Regions from separate parts of the Homo sapiens genome. Here region 2 is linked to region 1. Evidence: read pairs that join two places in POLR2A ChIA-PET (ENCODE). Cell type or tissue: GM12878. All regions are shown on one strand. Each heading gives the region's core, and the rest is flanking DNA. Links, peaks and the distances in the headings are about the cores only.

What was found. Peaks named below come from ENCODE experiments on the same cell type or tissue, not always from the same donor. Only the 100,000 strongest peaks of a DNase experiment are listed, where the experiment ranks them.
Region 2: POLR2A ChIA-PET joins it to region 1 with 8 read pairs; 4 of 35 experiments call an interaction of 5 or more read pairs at or near these places.

Annotation. Positions count from the first base shown.
Region 1 is chr2:190,703,266-190,706,186 of GRCh38, reverse strand. No RefSeq gene overlaps it. Among named protein-coding and RNA genes, the nearest start is that of NAB1, 56 kb to the right of the region's middle. RefSeq lists an enhancer at 1,221-1,290. In GM12878, for the core only: no CTCF peak of the experiment used is centred there; no DNase peak of the experiment used is centred there; H3K27ac peaks cover 532 bases.
Region 2 is chr2:190,651,465-190,654,385 of GRCh38, reverse strand. The region is part of intron 2 of NAB1 (NGFI-A binding protein 1); the gene reads right to left. Among named protein-coding and RNA genes, the nearest start is that of NAB1, 3.8 kb to the right of the region's middle. In GM12878, for the core only: no CTCF peak of the experiment used is centred there; no DNase peak of the experiment used is centred there; H3K4me3 peaks cover 1,880 bases.

The DNA.
Region 1 (2,921 bases), core at 215-2,714:
GATTGAATACTCTAAGTCTAAAAGCTAAGACGTGCAATGGTCTGATACTACAGATTAAAACTGTGGAAAGAGTTCCATATGAAATTGTATTGGGGCTGGGCACAGTGGCTCATGCCTGTAATCCCAGCACTTTGGGAGGCCAAGGTGGGTGGATCACTGGAGGCCAGTAGTTTGAGACCAGCCTGGGCAACATGGCAAAACCCACTCTCTCTACAAAAAATATAAAAAATTAGCTGGGCGTGATGGTGCACGTCTGTAGCCCCAGCTACTCAGGAAGCTGAGGTGGGAGGATCACTTGAGCCTGGGAGGTTGAGGCTGCAGTGAGCCATGATTGTGCCATTGTACTCCAGCCTGGGTGACAGAGTGAGACCCTGTCTCAAGAAAAGAAAAGAAACTGTGCACTGGAGTATCTGTCCAGTTCATAGTGTCTTCCTTAAAGTTCCCTCTTCCCATGCCCAAAGTGGATCAATCTCCATTCCACTTTCCACAGTTGGCTGAACTGGACTGGACACCTGACCCAGGATAAGTCAATCAGAGTCCCTTCTCAGGGAATTTGGAATTAGGCTTGGAGATAGACAGTGGCAATTGATGTAGCTAGACCCAGTGACAAGGTCAGATTCGCCGCTGTCCAGTGGTACCCAAGCACGAGGCAGTGGTACTCTTTCGCCACAGCACTAGCCCTGCTCTGGGATGAGGCCCGCCCTCTGTTGGGGAAGGCTTAGGAATGTCCTGCTCTGTTCAAAAGGCTGCTTGTCCACTATGGCCTGAACAGATGGAGATCGCTAAGTCTTGAGTCCAGGAAGCCCTTTTTTTGCTGGCCAAGGGTATGTGCTGGCTGCTGCCTGTGGAAGAACTTGTATAGGTCACAAAGCAACAAAACCCAGATAACTGTGGCACCTTGGCAAAAAGCACCAGGGGCAGTGTGGGCTCACTCCACAGTGCTCCTGGATCTGTAGGTCTGGCTAGGCTCCCCCATGTGGCTCCCAGCCCTGGGGAGTGAGGTACTCACAGTCTCTGGGTGCCAACTCTGCCTCCATCCATACGGCTTCCCTAAGATCCTGTTCCTTTATCCCCAGGGCTCCACTGACCTGACCTCTCCTACCCCCTGGGGAGAGGGTGGTCATAGTCAGGGTCCTCCTGCAGCTTCTTTCTAATGTATTATTGTTAGGACAGAAATTGTATACCTTGTTTCCTTCAAGATCTTCCCTCTCAATTCACAATCCTTTCTTTCTTTCAACAAAACCCACCTCATTCTTCAAATCAAAAGCTTTGGCTTTCAGAGCTATTATTTCTGATAGGTTCTTAGAAAAGAGTCTGTTTTGGCCGTGTGCAGTGGCTCACGCCTGTAAACCCAGCACGTTAGGAGGCCGAGGTGGGTGGATCACTTGAGGTCAGGAGTTTGAGACCAGCCTGGTGAAACCCCGTCTCTACTAAAAATACAAAAATTAGCAAGGCCTGCTGGCCCATGCCGGTAGTCTCAGCTACTCAGGAGGCTGAGGCAGTAGAATCACTTGAACCTGGGAGGCAGAGGTCGCAGTGAGCTGAGATCGCACCACTGCACTCCAGCCTGGGTGACAGAGCGAGACTTCATTTCAGAAAAAAAAAAAAAAAAGCCTATTTTGTAACAGCCCCCCACCACCACCAACAAAAAAGCATTGGCCGTTTCTTTATTTTTGCATACTAGCACTAGCTAACCACTCTAATTCTCTCTTTAAGTCAATGTGGATGGCTCTGGGTGAGCACAAGGAAATGCAAAACAGAAACACACACACACACATTAATATTTTAAGAAATTACTTTGCTATGTGGGTAAACTCACTATTGTTGGCAGTCATATTCCACCTTGTAAATTAGGGAGAGGGTATAAGCCAGTTTGCAGAGATGATCATGAAGCTGACTCACAAAGAGAAACAGAGGAGATGGTGAAGCCAGGAATAGTGGCTCACGCCTATAATCCTAGCACTTTGGAAGGCTGAGGTGGGCGGATTGCTTGAGCTCAGGAGTTCGAGACCTGCCTCGGCAACATGGTGAGTCCCCTGTCTCTACAAAAATAAACAAAAATCTTCTGGGCATGGTGGCATGTACCTGTAGTCCCAGCTACTTGGGAGGCTAAGGTGGGAGGAACCCTTGAGCTGGGGAGGTCGAGGCTGCAGTGAGCTGAGATCATGCCACGACCCTGCAGCCTGAGTGACAGAGTGAGACCCTGTAACAAAACAAAACAAAAACAAACAAACAAGCAAAACCAGAGGAAACAGTGGAAAGAGGACTGTCTGGGTTCCTGACACTTTTTAAATTCCAAGTTTTAGTCTAAATAGAGCTGTCCTTTTTCTCCATATCCTTAAATATCATTCTATTCTTAAAATAAATTTATAATTTTTCTTAAGCTAACTCGAGTTTATACTTTTAGCAACCGGAACAGTGCTAATTAATACAGTTTCATGGTTGCAAAGCTAAGCTACATTTTCCCAACTAACTTTAAAAATCGTTATAGAGATTAACACTAGTAGTTAAATGGTCCTATAACTTTTGTTATAAAAGTTGGTATTATTTATTGCCCCTCTAGTTAACATTTCCCTAATGAAGTTTTCAGAATGTGGTTGCAATTAGTCTCAAATGTTGGTATCCATCTGGAAAGAGATATGACCAACATAGACTCTCTCTGCCCCTCTTGTTAAATGGTAGTTGCTATGCCATGGGCGTCTTCCCCAGGTAAAGACTTCCTCTCTGTGTGTTCGGACCACGGGAGCAAGCATCAGAGGTCCGTGCTTAGCCGGCTGCCGTGACGCTCCTGATGCCATTGACTCTCTCGCTTTGATTAGAGGTCTGCCACATGCTAGGGAGGAAAGTAATTTCCTTCTCTATTATTTTCACTCTGCCCCGATGCTTTCTTTTTAGGGAACCAATACAAGCCTGCTTCTTGG
Region 2 (2,921 bases), core at 204-2,703, 52 kb after region 1:
TTTGAACTTATTCAAATAACACCAACAACTAAGCCAGTTCTGGGGAACAGAGGAAAGACAGTCCTTCATGGAGAGTCAGTTAAGAGCAAGGAGAGACAAGAAGCAGAGACTTAAACAATGTGGTAAATGCTGTGCAGCTGTGAAGGAGTCATGGCACAAGGAAGGCAACCTGCCTGGCTCTGCAGAACAAGTCACTGTTAGGTTATAAGCACCCCAAGGGTAGGAATTAGGTTTCATTACTCTTTTATCCCCATTTATTCCTAGCAAAGTTTCAATGATGAATAACATCTCTGGAAAGGTTGCTGTGCAATGAAACCCAATGTCTGAGTCAGAATCTGATCAGCAACCTTTCATATTCCAAAGGGGAGGCCTTCTGTGTAAACCAGTATCTCAATGAATTGCCAATCCAATAACAGGGCATCCTGTTACTTTACCTACAATCCTTTTCATTCTCTCATCCTTAATACTTCTTCTTTCTTAAAAAGCTATACGGTGCACTCCTATAACATGGCTATTCTCCCAAGAAAGCAAAAGTTCCTGCCAATACAGGAACTACAAGTGGTTAGTGTTATACATCATGCAACGAGTCCGGCCCCAACACCTGCCTTTTAAGAATTCAAGTTCAGTCATGAGATCCTAGGTCTTTTTCTTCTCTGTTCCTATAAATTAAACACGGTGTAAGTTATCATCAAATATCTATCTCATTAATGATCCATACACTCAAAGGGATTTATAATCACTATTCTTGCATCTTCTCCCCTCCATGCTATGGGAATCATTATTAGATACACATACACAAACATATATAGCAATACACATATGAACACACTTCCAGGAGTGGGAAGAAACCACGGGCAAAATCCTAGTAAGGCCTGACTTATTTATGCATAAGACTAGAAATTCCTTCCCCCAACACAGCCTGCAATTTTTACTTTAAAATTATCTGAGTTAATAGCAACCTCTTACAGACTTACAAAAAATGTGAAAAACCTTGGGAAGAGTTAAGAGCTCATGAGTCATTTACAGATAAAGGTAAATTAGTTCCATCAGATTGTTTTCTTCTTAACATCTAGACAAGATCTGATGCACATTAATGAAAGATTGAGATGGGAAATGGGGACAATGAAAATAGGAAATCTGAGGACAGAAAGACTACACTTAGAGCCTCTGAAGTATTCCAAGTTCAGGAGAGTATAGCTTGAAGGTACAGGGGCCTGAGAGAAGGGTGAAATGGGTACACGAGAGGCTGAAACAGAAAAGGTTTATAACAAACAAGAATTTGATTTAGGGAAGGATGAGCCTCTGTGTCAGGGGTGTCCAATCTTTTGGCTTCCCTGAGCCACACTGGAAGAAGAATTGTCTTGGGCCACACAAAAAATACACTAACGATAGCTGATAAGAAAGTTTATGCATTTGTGTTGGGCCGTATTCAAAGCCCTCCTGGGCTGCATGCAACCACAGGCCTCGGGTTGGACAAGCTTGCTCTATGCAATTAATTATTTTCGCTTTTATTCTCATCCTAGACCCAGAACTCAAGCTAAAATGATTAAATATAGTTCAGCTACACTTTATGGGTTACTTAAGATTGTAGGGTTGGCCTAGGTACTAACTCCCATGTATGTGTTTCAAGCTTCCAGTGATTTACCTAGGCACACATATTAGTAAGCATTCAGTGGTGTACCATATAAGTCAAGATACTTCTGGATCTTAGCTATGAATTAAATATATACCTTCTAATGAATTGACTGTAATTTGGGAAACTTAAAATGTTGTCTCTTATTGATTCGTTTCTAAATTCTGAATGGAATGAATGAAGCTGGAAAAAAATTTTAGAGACACCTTAAAATTTTAATAAAAATATTCAGTGTGAGGTTAAATTTACTTGCCAAAATTAGAAAAAACTAAACCAGATTTTGCTAAATGATAACTATGTATTTATTCATTTAACTATAGTAACAATAGGCAAATACTAGCATTTCGTACAATGGCTGGAAATTCTTAACCAACCAACCATCAAGTCATTCAACAAACATTAAGTACCCACTGAGCACAGAGTATGCAGGCAATATTTATAAGTTTTTTTCACCTTTTCAGAAGTTTCTCTGTAAAAATCATTAAATTAATATACCATGCAAATTAATGGGTCACCCCCTAAATACAATGTATTGAGAAATGACAAACTCTTTGAAAGCTTAATGGCATGTTTTAGCTGTGTGAATTCTCACAAGATGAGGATTACTATTTTTTCCAAGCATCAACTTGTCAAATTTCCCACTTGCTCCATTATTAAGTTTAAGGAGTATATTCTACTGTTGTATGAGTTATTGAACATGTCAGATCAGAAAGGGAATTTGCACTTAATATAACAATTGTACCATTCTTCATTCTACTGTTGAAAAGGATAAAAGAAGCAGGTAAGATAAAAATAAATCCAAAGCAAAGGGTCTAGCAATCTTCTATTATGCTCAAGTGGGTATTATTTATGCTATAATATGTTTAGCAAATTCCACAATGAAATATGCATAGACGGGTTGATTATACATTAGCATGATCTTAAACTGTTCAAAACATATTATAAAATGGTCACTTCCATCCAAAACACAGCTTTGCATTTAAAGGTAAATTTTACAAAGATTTCATTTCCAAAAATGTACATAAATAGCACTCACAAAAAACAGCTCCAGGCTTGTTATAATGGAATAAATGAGTCCTAAGTCTTAGGCCAATGAAACCTGACATAACTTCGGAGGCTAAGGTGGGATAATCCCTTGGCCCCAGGAGTTTGAGGCCAACCTGGGCAACACAGCGAGACCCCATGTCTATATTTTCTTTAGAAACTGACATACTTCTGTTTTCATCCAACCTGAACTTTAAATATTTAAAGTTCATTAACAAATTCATCAAAGATGTCCCCCAGTTTA